Regions from separate parts of the Homo sapiens genome. Here region 1 is linked to region 2. A link is a loop called in an ENCODE intact Hi-C map of the cell type or tissue named here. Cell type or tissue: chondrocyte. All regions are shown on one strand. Each heading gives the region's core, and the rest is flanking DNA. Links, peaks and the distances in the headings are about the cores only. Region 1 overlaps KLF6 (KLF transcription factor 6). Region 2 has its middle 26 kb from the start of PITRM1.

Region 1 (8,673 bases), core at 3,456-5,955, 580 kb before region 2:
TCCTTGTGGTTAGCAAGACTGCAAGAGATGGAAAAAAAGTAGTTTGAATGTTTTGTGTGTAAGGAGTATACCATGAGATGAGATGACCACCAATCATTTCCTTGGGGGGAGGGGGTGTCTGCACCTTAGAAAAAAAAAGAAAAATCAAAAAAACAAAAAAACAAAAACAAAAAAAGAAGGAAAATCTTGGAGGGTGGGCGTGGGAACTCAGGACCCCAGAGTGGCGAGTGGTGTGGGGAGGGAGAGCCTCTCTCCCCCTTTTCTGTGTGAGAGGAACTCTTAGTGTCTGGTGCAGCTATTAAATGTGCAATGTGTCAAGTAGCTTGTTTTACACGCTACAACATAGCTCATTTGTAACCCATTGTATAAGCTGTGTATTTACAAATATAACACAACAATTTAACTTTTCCTTAGAATACAAAAAGTCATGCATGGTCTGGGGAACTATATGCTTTTCCATTTTTAAGTCAGGACTGCAATACTGATTCCAGTTAATGAGCAGCTAAGATCCAATCTGTCTAATACAGTGACCCCCTAGCCATCCGGGCCTGGCAATATACAATTTTTTTTCCCCTCCAAGTTTGTAACACTCCCCTTCCAGAAAGGCATTGTGCAACACAGGATTATTTTTAAATGATTCTGAATTTGAATTAACTTTTTGGAGAATTCTGTGATGCCCTTAGAAGAAATTGGACACGTATTGAGTGTCACAAAGCTGGGGCTGGGAATTGCTGGTCTAATGTTTCATTAGACTTAAGAACCTAAAATTTTTCTCAGTTGGGTGGATAAAACCACTAACGCTTAGAAACTGTTTTCTCATGCAGCTATGTTTCTCTTATTTATGCCTTGAGGACTAATTTCTGGTTTTCTAGCTGTTAATGCACTGTTGACCTTCATAATGGTGCCTTACGCAAGCGATCCCTTCTGTGGGGGTCTCATACAGGGGTGTGGGCGATGCATGCTTTATTAAGGCTCTTGTTTCACCTGGCAGTGTACTGTATCAACGTATAATACAGAAAAAAAATCTCTTTAAGGTCCTCCTTCACAAAGACATAGAGTGAAACTCCCTTTACATGTCAGTATTTGTTCAACACTTTAGGCAACTTGACTGTCAGTGTTAAAATGGAAAACAGGAAAATGGAAAAATCTGACCAATTCTGCCACCTTGAGACTTTCATATAGACCTTGCACAACAATTGTATAGATCACACACCGGCTGTATTTAATATGTAACATTTTCACACATATTAAAGATACAGAAGTATTAAAAAACCCCCAATGTTAATGTATTTGCTTAAAAGGCACAAGTTTCACATATCTGTCTAGCTATCTGTTGGTAATACAGAAAGTATACTACTTTTTTAAAAAAGTGGGCAGAATTCTTGTGTATGTATATTTGTGTGTACAGTATGTGTATGTGTGTATATATATATATTATATATATAGATAATATATAAATATTTTTTTTAAGGAGAAACTAGAATGTTTAGCTAGAAAATTCCACAGCCTGTGAAGAAATATTTCAAAATGGCCATAAAGGAGGTAAAAATGAAAACCATAACCTAACTTTTATAGAGGCTTTATCTTTAATTTAACGATGTGCGGAGGACTTTCTTGCTTGAATCTGTTCCGGGCTGTCTGCTCTGTCCATCAAATGGGCAGGTCTGGAATGGGGCACCTTCGGCCGTTCAGAAGTGGCCTGAACAGAATGCTGGAACCCAGGCTGGACTCGGACACACTAAGGTTTTGATTTTGAATTTCAGCCTTATTAGAAGATCTAACCTAAGAGTAAGCTAACCACAGGGATTCTTTTGTAGAACACTTTTTATGCAGATGAAGCTATTTTTTCCAGCAAGTAGATTCTTCCAGTTTTTCCAAGGAGTAATTTCCCCGAATTGGCATACCACGGCGTGGACAGCTGATATTTCACCCAGCTGCTGGCTTGTGGGTGTGGCTCTTTGCTTTATATATATATACACACATGTGAGTCTGGCTGGGCTGGTATTTTGTTTGATCTTCCTGGAAATGAGCAGTGACTAACGCTCACATAACTGGTTTTTTTTTTATCTGGGCTGATGAATACATTTACCTAAGAAACTCATTTCGTTTTACTTAAGAGGGGAAGTGCAGTTTTCTTTTGGCAGTTCAGAATCCAAGCACTTGATTTGCTGGGTTTGGAAAACTCCTTTTTTGGCCTTCTATGTGCTTAGCCATAACAATTCCATTAAGCAAGAAGGTAAGCAAAAGACAAAAAAAAAAAAAGGAAAAAAAAAAACTTGCACTGGCTTGTCTCACTTACGAAACATGTCGGAGCTGTTTGCCTGGGTGGGGCTGGGTACCGTACCTGTCAATGCCTGTGATTTTCATAATTAGCACGTACATAAAGAAGTACATTCTGTTCAGGTGATAACTGAGCCTCAATCAAGCAGAAACTTTTTGCTTGAAATTAAAAAAAAATTTCTATTAGTGAAATTTCTTTTTTTTTTTTTTTTGGAAGCACCCTGTTATCTAAAGAATCTTTGTAAGATTTTTGTAAAATTTTGTTTTACAAGATTTTATTTGAAATTGTTTTTTGCAAGATTGTTATATTTCTGTATGAATGTATTTTTTATTGGAATAACATAAAAGAATTCTTATCAGCATCTTGAGTCTGGTTGTTTTTTTTGGGGGAAGGGGGTTGTTGGAACAGATTCCTCCTGCATTCATCACCCTGGCTTCCTCCTGGGGGCAAATCTTCATTGAGCAACCCTGAGAACAACTCACCGACCTCAGCCCCTTCCTCTTTCCACAGCCTGTCCTGGGAGCTGGAGAGGATGTCAGCGAGCCTGACATTGCCCTCCCTGAATGCATCAAATACTCTTCTCCAAGGACTGACAAAAACAACCCCCCGGCTGTGGGCACAGTAGGGAACCATGCCGGTTTGATCTTCCATTGCTCAAGCCAGGGAATGCATTGCAGAGGCACCTGCACAACGACAAACTTGAGTGTTTCCCTGCCACTTCTGTGCCTCCACAGCCTGCTCCAGTTCCGCAGCTAGAGCTGGGCCTACCTTCCCCAGCCAGCCCTGCCACACACCTGGCTGAGGCATGTCTGGGAGGGGTGGAGGAGGCAGAGGGACTCCAGGCCAGAGGGCTGTTCTCACAACCTCAGCCCACTCTCAGTCAAGGAGGGCAGAAAATAAAAGATGACATCACTGCCAGAGGAGTTACATCTCTTTTTTTTCTTTTAAGGCCAATAAGATACATTAAATGTAGAGTTTGTTTGAAAATAGGCAGCCTTTTGTTTTTTAGAGCAATGTTTAGCAAGTAATCTCAGCTTTGCTTTACTGTGTGGACCAGGACAATTTGATCCTTGTAGGAGTCCATTTTCAGATTACACTAAGCCAATCAGTAGCAATGGGGTAAATCAATGTGTTTCCGTGGGAACCAGCTTCTTAGTGTGACAACAAGGATATTCTACTTGAGGTGGCTTAAGCGCTCACTCCTCTCCATAGCTCTTCATTTTGCTAAACGTGGGGAATTTACAGTGGTTGCTTTTAATTTTATAATTGGAGAGGGGATGGATGTTAAGATGTGTGCCCAGACTAGGAATGTTCATTAATTTTCTTTCTATAACTGTGGTAAAAATGTCAGCAGTTTGGAGGGAGCTGTGGTAGGGCAGGACGTGGGGAGCAGACGACATTATTGCCGGGATTCGTGGGCGTGTTCTATCCCCAAGCACATGTCAACATGACTCATGGTTGGATTGCCCCGAATGTACAGTCTAAATTTAAAGTCTTGATAGTCATTCGCGGCTACTATTAAGACTTGACCACTTTGTCATGGAAAGACTATGCAGGACAGCTAAGTTATGTTCAAATAAGGCTGTTAGCGCTGCCGTGCAAGGAATCGGCTGCAACCTTAGGGTATTTATAGAAGTATAAAAAATTTCAGTCTGCTTAACAAATTTTTTGAAACCTAGCTAAAAGAAGAAAGGAAATGTTCTAGCTTGAACGAGCTGTGTGCTTTGGACAATTTGCTGAGCTACACCGACCCTCAGTTTGCTTATTGCTAAAATAGGGCTAGGTCACGTGGATCCAGCATTCTCGATAGCACTACAATTCTGTGGTGTGTAAGTATAGGGTGCACTTCAAATTACACGTTCGCCATCTTCAGAGTGCTGGCCTCAGCTCGAGAAAGCTTTCTCTTGTGCTACATGAAAGAATTGTTGAGGAAAACTGTGCTCAAATGGAAACTAGGACTTTCTCAGATTGCCCTTTGCCCGTCTAATTACAGTTAAGTTATTTAGACATTTGTTGCGTTATAGCATACCATTTTTTAAATTAAAATCACCATTTTTGAAAAGTGCTGTTGTAGCTGTAAATGGACCCAAAGTCTCCCAAGTGTCCCCACTTTACCGGCCCCGTTCCCTATCCAAGTTGACCTGAGTGCTCAAAGGACAACACAGGCAATCGGAGGAAAGTGTCTTCCTTTTCTGCTGTAATTGCTACGGAGAAAGAACACAGCTTTCACACCTAACTCCCCTCTTTTCTGTTAATATTATGCCACCAGGAGCTACTTTTAAACAACCATCCTTGCCAAACGGAATTACTTTCCTAGCAAAATTTCATGATGATGCAGATAATGGTGTCTGCTTCCTACTTCTTGTGCTGTAGATTACAGGACCCCAACCCCCAGGCCACGGATCGATACTGTTCCAGATCAGTGGTGGCATTAGCTTCTCAAAGGAGCATGAACCACCCTATTGTGAACCGTGCATGCGAGGCATCCAGGTGGCATGCTCCTTATGGGAATATAATGGCCTAATGCCTGGTGATCTAAGGTGAAACAGATTTATCCCCAAACCGTCTCCCACCCCCACCTATCCCTACCCTTCTCCACCCCCAAGTCCCACCATCCCTGGTCCGTGGAAAACCTGTCTTCCGTGAAACCAATCCCTGGTGCCAAGAAGGCTGGAGACCGCTGCAGTAGATGTTATATCTATTTCACAGATGAGGAAAACTGAGGCCCTGAGAGACAACACAACTTTCCTGAGGTCACAGCTAGGAAGCAGCAGGCTCAGCATACTGGTCCAGGTCTCTTAGATGCGAAAGACCGTGCTTTTTGTCACCATCCCACACTGCTGTCTCGCCCAACCTTTGCTGTTCGATCTGCAGCAGCCACCATAATATGACATTACATGTATGAAATGCAGACAGGGCTTTCTCGCAATTCAGAAGCACTCCAGCTACAAATTGTGCTGTAATCCTGAGAAAACAAAAGTAACCATTTTGAATTGCTTTCAAGATATGAGACAGATGGCACATATTTATTTTTAATGTTTAAGAAGATAGAGAAAGCAATTGGAGATGTGACATCCTGCATTAATTGGCATGAATCACCTAATGCACACAGTTAAGATACAGAGAGACGAAAATGAGGCCCATGCATCACGCAAATGAGGACCACAACAAAGTGTGTTTAACTAGATTTATTTTATAACAAGGTCTTTCTGTTTCTAAGTAATTTTAACGAGAATTCTCTAAACGTCTGTGGATGAAGAGACAAAGAGGAGAGTAAATATGGGTTCCACATGTCCTGAGAGAAGCCACGCCAGGCGGCACGATCACCACAGAATCTTAAAAGACAGATTTAACCAGAATGCCCATTGGCCTACGAGTCCCGTTCAGCTGCAGTTGCTAGGTTGCATTTACTTTCCTTTACATGATCTGTACAAAACACTGTAAGTGTGTGTGTGTTTGTATTTAAATATATGTGTATGTATATATAAAATGTACATACATACACACAAATACACATGTATGTATATACATTTTATATATACATATACAAATATATATATATACATATACAAATATATATATACATATACAAATATATATATACATATACAAATATATATATACATATACATATATATATATATATGTCAATGATCACATGATCTCTGGAATTATTTTTTAAACTAAGAGCCCCAATTCAGATCTGCCATGAACAAACAACGAGCTTCTTTCGAAGCTCCAGGGCTTGGCTAATGGGTAACTGAACACAGGGTTGCACGCCATTTTTCCAAGATTTGCCCTTTGTTGACGACAGGCACATTTATGGGTGACTTGCAGGTATCAACCAAGCACAGCGCCGCTCCCCTTGATTTCTTAAGTTTCGCGTTACCACATTTCATTTGGTTCTGCAAGATCTGCTTCCAGATGTGCAAGATAGTTAATGACATGCACTGACATTATCAGTTAACTCACTCCAGAGCCAGGCGGCATGACCCAGGTGGCATTTTTCTGTTGGTGAGGAGACAAGAAAGTGGGGCAGTTTGGGCTGCAGTAGAATGCAGCCTTCTGAATCCTTTCAGATGGGAATGGAAAATCCTTCACTATCATCCCCACCTTCCTTGTGCAATGTGCTATCCTCCCCAAATAGGTGATTTATTCTCAGGTTCAGAAGCTAGATCAAGTGGGCTTACCATGACACATATGTGTGTTTGCTGGGGTTTATTTTTATTTTTTTTAAATCTAACTCCTCATGGTAAATTGCCTTTGAGCAACATTCAAATATACAAATAATTGAGTTCATGTAAATTAAAGAGAACTTAAGTGTTAGCTACCGATTTAAAACAGTCAGCTTAGGATCCAAACTTCAAAGCCATGCATTCAAAGGCCATCGTGCCCTGCCATAAGGTGGAGATAGGAGACAGGAGCTGCTCCAGGATGCGTAGGGCAAGAGACCACTAGAAAGTCCCCCATTTCTTTTGTTGCCATTGCTTTTGGTGTTTTAGACATGAAGTCCTTGCCCATGCCTATGTCCTGAATGGTAATGCCTAGGTTTTCTTCTAGGGTTTTTATGGTTTTAGGTCTAACGTTTAAGTCTTTAATCCATCTTGAATTGATTTTAAAATTGACAAATGGGATCTAATTAAACTAAAGAGCTTCTGCACAGCAAAAGAAACTACCATCAGAGTGAACAGGCAACCTACAAAATGGGAGAAAATTTTCGCAACCTACTCATCTGACAAAGGGCTAATATCCAGAATCTACAATGAACTCAAACAAATTTACAAGAAAGAAACAAACAGCCCCATCAAAAAGTGGGCGAAGGACATGAACAGACACTTCTCAAAAGAAGACATTTATGCAGTGAAAAAACACATGAAAAAATGCCCATCATCACTGGCCATCAGAGAAATGCAAATCAAAACCACAATGAGATACCATCTCACACCAGTTAGAATGGCAATCATTAAAAAGTCAGGAAACAACAGGTGCTGGAGAGGATGTGGAGAAATAGGAACACTTTTACACTGTTGGTGGGACTGTAAACTAGTTCAACCATTGTGGAAGTCAGTGTGGCGACTCCTCAGGGATCTAGAACTGGAAATACCATTTGACCCAGCCATCCCATTACTGGGTATATACCCAAAGGACTATAAATCATGCTGCTATAAAGACACATGCACACGTATGTTTACTGCAGCATTATTCACAATAGCAAAGACTTGGAACCAACCCAAATGTCCAACAATGATAGACTGGATTAAGAAAATGTGGCACATATACACCATGGAATACTATGCAGCCATAAAAAATGATGAGTTCATGTCCTTTGTAGGGACATGGATGAAATTGGAAATCATCATTCTCAGTAAACTATCACAAGAACAAAAAACCAAACACTGCATATTCTCACTCATAGGTGGGAACTGAAAAATGAGATCACATGGACACAGGAAGGGGAATATCACACTCTGGGGACTGTGGTGGGGTGGGGGGAGGGGGGAGGGATAGCATTGGGAGATATACCTAATGCTAGATGACGAGTTAGTGGGTGCAGCGCACCAGCATGGCACATGTATACATATGTAACTAACCTGCACAATGTGCACATGTAGCCTAAAACTTAAAAGTATAATAGAAAAAAAAAAAGAAATTAACTGGGAGGAAGGATGGATTTGGGGTATTATTAATAACAATAATAATAATGTCTACCAAGTGCTCACCACATGCCAGGAATTCTAAGTATATTCATTAGCTCAGATGTACCTGACCACAGAGTTTGGGCTCTTAACTATGTTACCATTCTTTGTTGTCTAAAACAGAGTTCTATAAAGAAATACTTAATTTGGAGATTAAAGTTTTTTAAATCTCAAAAAAAAAAAAAAAAGAAAGTCCCCCATTTCTGAAGCGGCTCCCAGCACGTTCCCCTAGATCTGAGGGGAGGTACAGTAAGATCAGTGAACGCTGGACGGAGCCTCGGCTGCATGGAACAGTAATGTCCACAGATGGTACCAAAGAATGTCGCACAGACCTTCCGGCCTTCTTCGCTGTGTAAGCAGCTCCTTCTCAAGGCTCAAGGATGGCAAGGGGAGGGAGCTGTGGGAACAAGGCCAGTCCCATTCTCTGCCCTGGGAGAAAGGTTTATAGGATTTAAGAGGGGAAGGCATGCCTGCAGCTGCTGGGTCACCATTAATCAATTGTGCCCCACCCACTGAGCTCCCTGCACTTAGGGAATCAGAAATGTTGCCTTTTCAGGATGTGTAGGTTTAGTAACTGGATCAGGAAATAATCTATACAACAAACCCCCGTGACAGGAGTGTACCTATATAACAAACCTGCACATGTACCCTTGAACCTAAAATAAAAGTTTTAAAAACAAGACAAGGCACAAACAA
Region 2 (8,673 bases), core at 3,675-6,174:
GGGCATGGTGTCACATGCCTGTAGTCTCAGCTACTCCGGAGGCTGAGACAAGAGAATGGCTGGAGCCCAGGAGGCAGTGGTTGCAGTGAGCTGAGATCACACCACTGCACTCCAGCCTGAGCGACAGAGGGAGAACTTGCCTCAAAAGATAAATAAGTAAGCCAACAAACAAACATTCTAAAGCATAAACATCTTCAAGCAGAACATTCTTGAGGCAAGCAGAGAAAGTTCCCAGAAACAAAAGGCTTTCATTAAAGAAAAACAATCTATTGAACTAATGAACCAATGAATGAATGAATGAAATGTAAAATGTTATTCAAGTGTGAGAGGTGGGCACACCCACCAGGGCAGCTCATCCCTGTGTACCTCGCTGCAAACCGTGCCACAGATCAGGCTGGCGTCCAGCAACAGCCCGCCCACCCTTGGGTTCCTTCTCACCTGCTGCTGCTCTGATTTTCCGGTTCTTTGTTTATTCGAATGTTTCTGGGATGCTGTGTCTCCCTCATGGCCCCCGCCCTCCCTCCCCTGACCCGAATTTGCCTCCCCCAGTCGCTGGGATCCCAGCACAGCTCTGACTTCCAAGTTGTGCTGGAAAATTCCAGTAGAGAACTCAGACTGAGCTGTTCCCTGTGACCTGATCTTCATGGCCCAGTGATTCTAGTGTTGCCCGGCTGTGGGGGCTCCAGGTATTTGCCTGTCATGCAAATCATGATGGGGACGCCTGCCTTTAGACCCCAAGTCTGCAGCCACTGACCCGCCTGCTCTGCGCCTCCCTCTGACACCAGTTCTCAAAGGCAGTCACCCTCCCCCAGCCCCTCAGAAAGAAAGTCCCGCTGAAGAAGTAAAGGGACTGCAGGTCACAGCAAAGAGAAAATCCCTAAACTTCTTCTGGCTTCTCAACGCAAACACGTTGCACATGGCATGGCTCAGCGTGTCGCATTCCATCCCAGAGCTGCTCATCCTCACTCAGCATCACCGTGAACTTCCCTCCAGGCCCAACCCAGGACCCCACGGTCCCCAGTGCCCGCCACATGCTCCCACATTCACACTAGGGAAGTGTAAGCCAAAAGGAAAATTCTAAGTCCCTCAAGCCTCATTACACCCCACTCTTTTGGGGTTTAGGCACAACTGACCAGCATTTACGTTAGAACAGAGACCACAAGACTGACAGAGGGAACTCTGTGGCAATATAATACCAAATTTTACACAGACCCTAAGGCAGTACCAGGCAAGGGTTAAGTCACACACCCCACACTTAAAGAATAAACTGTGTTCTAACTCTCATAAGGTGTTTCTTTTTCTCTGGCAGCTAAATAAGCCCTGGCCCCGAGATGAGCAATGTCGCAGCAGTTAGAGCTCACCAACCATCAGACACCGCCCAACGGAACCCCATTCCAGCAGCCACCACTACAGCTTTGATTAGGCCAGAGACTGATTTCAGTAACTTTCTCCTAATTAAAAGACCCCCAAGCATGGACTGGTTCCAGCTGCTTTACAGAGGCTGAGCACTTGAGTGCCTCTGTGTCCTGAAAAGAACATTTGATGTATATGGCCCAACTGTAACTCATTTAAATGTTGGGTTTACACCCCAAGGTGAACTTGGGTCATATGTAACAGGCATGTTTGTGCATTATGCATGTGCCAGCCCCCTTCATGAATATTCATAGCTGCTCCTATAATCTGTTGAATATGCATGCTTGGCCAATCCATTCAGCATGGACCCCTGTTCCATTCTCCTCTCCCTCGCAGGTGACTGCCTCCCAGGCTCCAGGCTGGGCAATGCTTCCCAGCCTGTTGGGATGGCCACCTTGCAGCCTGTAACCCTTTGGAAGGTAGTTTCCTTTCTAAATGTGTAGGTTGTGTGATTTTGAGTTAACAAAGTTCTTGAAATCTCTCTTTCATTCTTTAACAAATATGAGGGGGTCATCTATCCCGTGCCAGGCGCTAGAAGAAGTGAACCAGACAGAGTTCATCTCAAACTTTAAGGAACTCTCAATCCAGTGAGGTTAAACAGGCAGGGAAAGTGGCAAGTTCACAGGCAGGGCTAAGTGCCTCATAGGAAAGCCCTCCCCAGGTCAGTGATAGGGTTTGGCTCTGTCCCCACCCAAATCTCATCTTGAACTGTAGCTCCCACGATTCCCATGCGTCATGGGAGGAACCCAGTGGGAGGTAATTGAATCATGGGGGTGGGTTTTTTTTCTGTGCTGTTCTCTTGATCGTGAGTGAGTCTCATGAGATCTGATGGTTTTATAAAGGGGAGTTCCCCTACACAAGCTCTCTCTTGCCTGCTGCCATGTAAGACGTCCCTTGCTCTTCCACCATGATTTTGAGGCCGCCCCAGCCCTGTGGAATTGCGAGTCCATTAAAGCTCTTTCCTTTATAAATTACCCAGTCTCCAGTATGTCTTTATTAGCAGCGTGAGAGCAGACCAATATAGTCAGAGTCCTCAGTAATGAGCAGGGCAAGTTCGACAGCTGGGCCGAGCACTACGCCAGGAGCAATGCGTCTGGCTTCCTGGAAAGGTGGGCTTTATGTCTTGGCCATCTACAAGGATCCCCTGCACAACCAGCTACCTGGCACCCCTTCCCTCCAAAAGAATCCACCCTTCTGGCTGATGAAGGATGTCTTGTTCATGTGGATGCTTTCAACCCCAAACAGACCACCCGGCACACAGTAAGTGCTCAGTTTTTACTTGTTTTATAAGACTTGCAAGCATCAGTTATGATCAGATGGGACAGGGCTCCAATCGTTTGCCTCATTCGCAGGATGGTGGCCTTGAGCCTAGGGAATAAGCCTGCAGCCATGAGTCCTGACACCTAGGGACCTGCTTGCCGCCAGGTCTGGAGAGTTTCCAGCGGGCTCTTAGAAGGCTGTAAGGCAGCCAGGAGCAGCCAGCAGCACCTGAGCCAGGGCGAGCAGCTTTGACTCAGTGGGTTTCCTGACGCATGGTTGAGACCACACACATACTCCTCCATCCTCAGCCTTCCAGAAACGAGCCCCGCAGATGCCTCTGTGTGCTGCGATTTGCTTCCTCATTTACTTCTCTGTGTCTGAAGTTCCTCTTCTGCCTTACCTGCTGGTCCCTGCAAGCTGCCCTCCTCACCTCCCTGTTCGCCTGCTGACACCACAACCTGAATTCTCACTCTGGTCCCGGCCCAGACACACAAATGGGCCTCACCTGCCCTGACAGTGGAGGAGACCCTAAGCAGCTAGGGACCCTAACCAGCCAGGGACCCTAACCAGACTGGGGACCCTGGGGCTGCGCTGGGCAGGTGAGGCCCGTGTGTGTTTGTGCTTCAGTTTGCCCCATGACATCCGTGCACGTGACCGTCTGTTCTGTGTTTGTTCTGCCTGAATGTGTGAGAAAGCTGCCCCGATTTCTACTAAAACTAAACCCAGGCTGGGAGAGACCTCCAGGTCAGCAGGAGCTAAGGGGGTGCAGAAAAGCTGAGGCCAGTGGCTGGATCCCTTCCCCACATCTGTCTCCATCTGTGTGATCTCTCTGCTGCTTCTTCAAGGCTGAGCCACGCTTCCCCAGCCTGGTGTCTCTGTGCACGAGGGCTGTCGCCACAAAGCACCACAGACTGGGGGTTTAACTCCCAGCAAGGTATTTCTCACAGTCCTAGAGGCTGCAAGTCTGAGATGATGGTGTGGGCAGGGCCAGTTCATCCTGAGTCCTCTCCATGGCTTGCAGACGGCGTCTTCTCCCTGTGTCCTCACAGGGTCGTCCCTCTGTGTGCACCTGCATCCGAATCTCCTCCTCTTATCAGGACATCAACCCTGTGGTTTAGAGACTACCCTGATGGCCTCATTTTACATTAATTACCTCTTTAAAGACCCTATCTCCAAATACAGTCATAATCTGAGGTCCCAGGGGTTGGGGCTTCCATGTAGGATTTCCTGGGAGACACAATTCGGCCATCACATGACCACCAGTGTCCCCTTGGGCATGCATTGAATGCTTGTGTTCACCCCAAAAATTCATGTCAAAGCCCAAGCCCCTCATATGGCAGTATTTAGAGGCAGGAACTTGGGGAGACAATGAGGGTTGGATGAAGCTATGACTTGGGGCCCCACGATGGGACCAGCGCTGTAAAAAGAAGAGGAAGGGGGCAGAGCTCTCTCTCTCTCCCTCTCCTCTCTCTGTCTCTCCTCTCTCTCTCTCCCCCACCCCCATGTGAGGATACAGTGAGAAGGTGCCCTCTCTCAACCAGGAAAAGGCCCTCATCAGCAAGTGAATCTGCCGGTGCCTTGACCTTAGACTTCAGTCTCCAGAACTGTGAGGAATCCCTGTTTGCTGCTGAAGTCACTCAGTCTTCGGTATTTTGTCACGGCCCGAGCTGGCTAAGACAACCAAGCACTTCTTAAGTAACGAATGGGCCCTTCTCAGAGCCCAAATTAGCCCTAAACACGATTCACCTGAAACACTGGGCATTCCAATCCTAAATCATGAGAATCAGCTGAGCTTCAGACTGGTTTAAATGCCAAAGAATAAACAAGAGAATGCAATATTCAAAAAGACATTAAAGTTTGAATTATCTCAATCACCTGCATATATCCAATTGGCTAGATTTTCACATTTTCAAATAAATATTGACTGCATTTGCACTCAGTGGAACTATATTCCTAAGTAATATTCTGGGAGTTGTATACAAGACAATTTTATGAAGCCTCTTTAACATCACCTCGTTTTAGAGTCTGTGTCACATAATTGACACCCGCCGTGCTGGGGGCAGTGTGGTTTGCCACAGTCGCAATCACTGGCGAATGAGCTAATCCCGAAAGTTGTTTTATGAGCTTCTTTTCACCAGTGACACCGAAGCACTGATCCCTGTCCCTGATAAGCCTCGTGTAATGACTCAACCCTAAGAAATCCACAAACAGACAGCTATCCCTTAAATGAATGCATTTTTGAGAGATCCCAGTGAAAATTCTGAGCTGCCGTTGCTGGAAGACCTGATGGGGACGTCTCCTTTCGCTGCTCCATGTGGTAACGCAATGGTCAGCGGTCACTCCCTCCTGATGGAAGGAACCAGCAGCACCTGCCTGCTACCAGCTGTAGAACGAGGGAGACTGAGTGGGAGACGTTCCCAGAGTCTCGGCAGCGCCCGGCCCGGTTCAGCCAGGCCTCTGCTGCCCTCCGGTGGCCTTCGGCTGGAAGCAGCGGACAGAGAGTCCCGCTGCAGGAGGCTGGGACGCAGAGCATTCCTGGAATTAATTCCTGGACTGCTGGGAAAGCGGCCGGGGTGTCTGGGGTGTGCAGGACTAAAGCAAACCACTCAGCCCTCGGCCTGTAACTCCTTGCTTCCCCCAGTGCATTTTTCTCCTTGGTAAAATCCAGATGAAATGAACCAAAAGAAAAAGCAGCCTCCAAGATGAGAGGTCCCGGAAGGAAGCCTTGGAAGGAAGCGAGGGGACGCCCCTGGCCTCGGCCTCATTGCCTGTTCCTTCTCCTCGGCAGCTCTGCATGGCCCCCCAGCAGGACAGCTCATCCAAGGACACCCCTGCCTGGGGCCTGAGGACCCACCTGCAGGGCCAGACCCCCCTCCCCACCCCGGGGTGAACACAGCCCCCACAGGCCCCAGTGGGCGGGAATGTTCCCCGTGGTGGCCATTCACATAACAGGACAAAAGAGCCCCCACGTTTGCTGGGATGACTCTTGGGAGACCGCCAGCAAGTTGCAGACCACGGCAGAGGCCGAGCTGAGATGGGAATTCCATGCCCAGGTCTCCCTGGACTGAGGGAACGTGATAGAAAGCTGAAATAGAAACAGAAACAATAGTGACGCCTCTTTAGAAAGGCTACAACTGAAAACTGGTTCCCAGTCTAGCCTGATGGACACACGATCTGAAGAGATCCAAGACCCGTTTCTGAGAGGAGAGAGAAGACCGTGGCCGGCAGACAGGGGTGATGCTCTCAGCTGCCCTTTTCCAGCCAAGGCCAGAAATGTGGTGTTGCTTTGGCTGGCTTTACACCCAGGACCCCAAGCGAGCTTCCTCCCCAAAGTGGGCTGTCCTCTGGACTCTGGGTTGGGGACATCTCTGAGCCAGCTGGGAGGTCAGAGACAGGTTTACAACCAGGAACCCCCTCCCAGGCCCGGCATGAAGCGTGGGCTGCGTACCTTAAAAATGTGGCTTTAGAAAGTGAAATGTTGGCCGGGCGCAGTGGTTCACACCAGTAATCCCAGCACTTTGGGAGACCGAGATGGGCGGATCACCTGAGGTCAGGAGTTCAAGACCACCCTGGCCAACATGGTGAAACCCCATCTCTGCTAAAAATACAAAACTTGGCCGAATGTGGTGGCGGGCGCCTGTAGTCCCAGCTACTTGGGAGGCTGAGGCATGAGAATTGCTTGAACCCTGGGAGGCAGAGGCTGCAGTGAGCTGAGATCGTGCCACTGCACTCCAGCCTGGGTGACAGAGTGAGACTCCATCTCAAAAAAAAAAAAAAGAAAAAGAAAAAGAAAAGAAAAAAGAAAACAAGAAAGTGAAGCAGCGTCAACACCAGCCAGGCTCAGTACCCTGGAATTACATATTCAGTTTGTGGCCTGATGTGGGGTAAGTTGGTTTCAAAGAAACAATAAACCTGTAATTTTAACAAATTGATGTTTGGCAAACTAGACATTCTAGAAGGCAGTCGTTCAGAGGGCAGCTGCTGGTGGCTGGACAGCTTCTGAACGGGCAGCCAGTGTCCATGGCCAGGTGGGCAGTATTTGCTTCTCAGTTCCAACTGGAATCATGACTCCAAAGCGACAGCTGCCACGAGCAACAGAGAATGGAGAGAGACACACCCAAGCGTGGCCACACAGCAATTCACAGTCAGGAAGGAGAAGCCGGAGAGGGACTCAGCCGATGACCCCAGGAGCCACAGAACTCCCACTCACTGCAGGCGAATCTACCCGGGAGAGAAGGGAAAAGAGGTTCCCCAAACACCACCAGGGAATAGGATGATATTCATAGCAACAAGCATTTATATGATACTCTGTGCTGGGTGCTTTACCTGTATGTACTCATGAATCTTGATAACGCTTGAGCCAGGAGCTCTTCCGTGAACATTGTCGTTTTGTAGAAGAAGAAACAGAGTCACAGGGCCCCCAAGGGACCTGCCCGGGTCCTACAGCTTTAAGAAGTAGAGCTGAACTTACACCCAGGGCCCTGGCTCCAAAGCCCACCCTGGTAATCCATGATGAATCACCCACCTCTGCGTTGGCCTCACCAATAAAGCTCTGATCCAAAGGTCCAGGCTCGGTCCCCGTGGTGGGCTGGTGGCATAACTGGACAAAAATGCCCCAGCGTTTGCTGGGATGGCTCTTGGAAGACCGCCAGCAAGTGGGAGAATACGAGAGAGACCATGCTGAGATGGAAATTCTAGGCCCGTATTCCAATGAACTGAGAAAAACAACGGGAAGCTGAAATAGAAACAGGGGTGATAGTGACATTTTTTTCAGAAGGACCTCCTGGGAAGATGGAAGTGAGGCAGACATGGCCCTTCTCCCGGACACTAGAGCCTGCACAGGCCTTCTCGATGGGTGAAGGGGAGCTGCTCCCCCGGCCTGAGGCCAGCGGGGGAAAGTTCTGGAACCTGAGCCCCTGAGTGTCTCCTGTGATGGGCAGAGCCCTGTGTGGTGACAAAGACAGGTGCTCAGTGTCTGCTGGCTCCTGAGCTTCCATCTGACTCTTCAGGACACAAACTCTCAGGTTTCCACTCCATTTCCCAAAGGGGTCTGTGCACACAGGGGGCCCCAGCCCAGCCCAGGAGCCACCAGGGCCTCCAGTCAGAGGACAGAGTAACAAATTTCAGTGAGGACAAATAGAAAAAACAGTAAGAGGGTAGAAGTGGAGTTAATCAGTTCATTGTTCCCTGTTTCCCTGAACAGAATTTTTTTTTAAGACGGAGCCTTGCTCTGCCACCGAGGCTGGAGTGCAGTGGCGCAGAGCAGCCTTGAGCTCCCGGCTTCAATCCATCTTCCCGTCTCAGCCTCCCGAGTAGCTGGGACCACAGGCATGTGCCACCACACCCAGCTAATGTTTTGTATTTTTTGTAGAGACAGGGTTTCGCTCTGTTGTCCAAACTCGTCTCAGACCCCTGAGCAGAAGCAATCTGCCTGCCTCAGCCTTTCAAAGTGCTGGGACTACAGGCATGAGCCGCCGTGCCCAGCCAGGATACTTGAAAATCTCAATATCATGAATTCGTTGCATATTATTTTGAATTCGTGTTAAACTGAACTATAGATATTCAGAAGATATTTTCGTTTTTCTCTTTTTTCTTTATTTTTAAACTTCTCTTGTTTCCTAATAAGGCTTTATCTCTCAATACTAAACATTGGCAATGCATTGTGTGGGTGGAAACAAGATTCCTGTTCCCTGGAAATTGGAAGGCAGATGGTGGCTTTCCAATGTCCATCAACTGCCAGGAGTTAAAGTGAGGGAGACACAGACAGGTGACCCCAGAAGCCATGTTTCTCCACATGTAAAGGACATATTTTCGGCTTCCCTACTCCCCTTTCTCTTGACGTGTCTCGCTGCTATTTATGGAGTTCGGGGTTGTCTGGTGATGCAAAGCCGCATTGCATAAACCTCTGTGCAGTAACACACCTTTGGGTGGACATGAGAGGTCCCTTAGTTTACTCTGTGGTGCTCATGGACACCATGTCCATGGCGTCCACTAAGAAAG

What was found. A loop is a pair of places that touch in the nucleus more often than their neighbours do. Peaks named below come from ENCODE experiments on the same cell type or tissue, not always from the same donor. Only the 100,000 strongest peaks of a DNase experiment are listed, where the experiment ranks them.
Region 1: a loop joins it to region 2, with 5 times the contacts of the local background. A loop is called at or near these places in 18 of 110 quality-filtered maps.

What each region holds. Positions count from the first base shown.
Region 1 is chr10:3,770,522-3,779,194 of GRCh38, reverse strand. KLF6 (KLF transcription factor 6) reads left to right here. Exons shown (of 4, transcript NM_001300.6): 4 at 1-3,199. Among named protein-coding and RNA genes, the nearest start is that of KLF6, 10 kb to the left of the region's middle. RefSeq lists a silencer at 4,644-4,938. In chondrocyte, for the core only: a CTCF peak has its summit at 4,700; no DNase peak of the experiment used is centred there.
Region 2 is chr10:3,194,004-3,202,676 of GRCh38, reverse strand. No RefSeq gene overlaps it. Among named protein-coding and RNA genes, the nearest start is that of PITRM1, 26 kb to the right of the region's middle. In chondrocyte, for the core only: a CTCF peak has its summit at 5,143 (motif pointing left); a DNase peak (open chromatin) is centred at 5,148.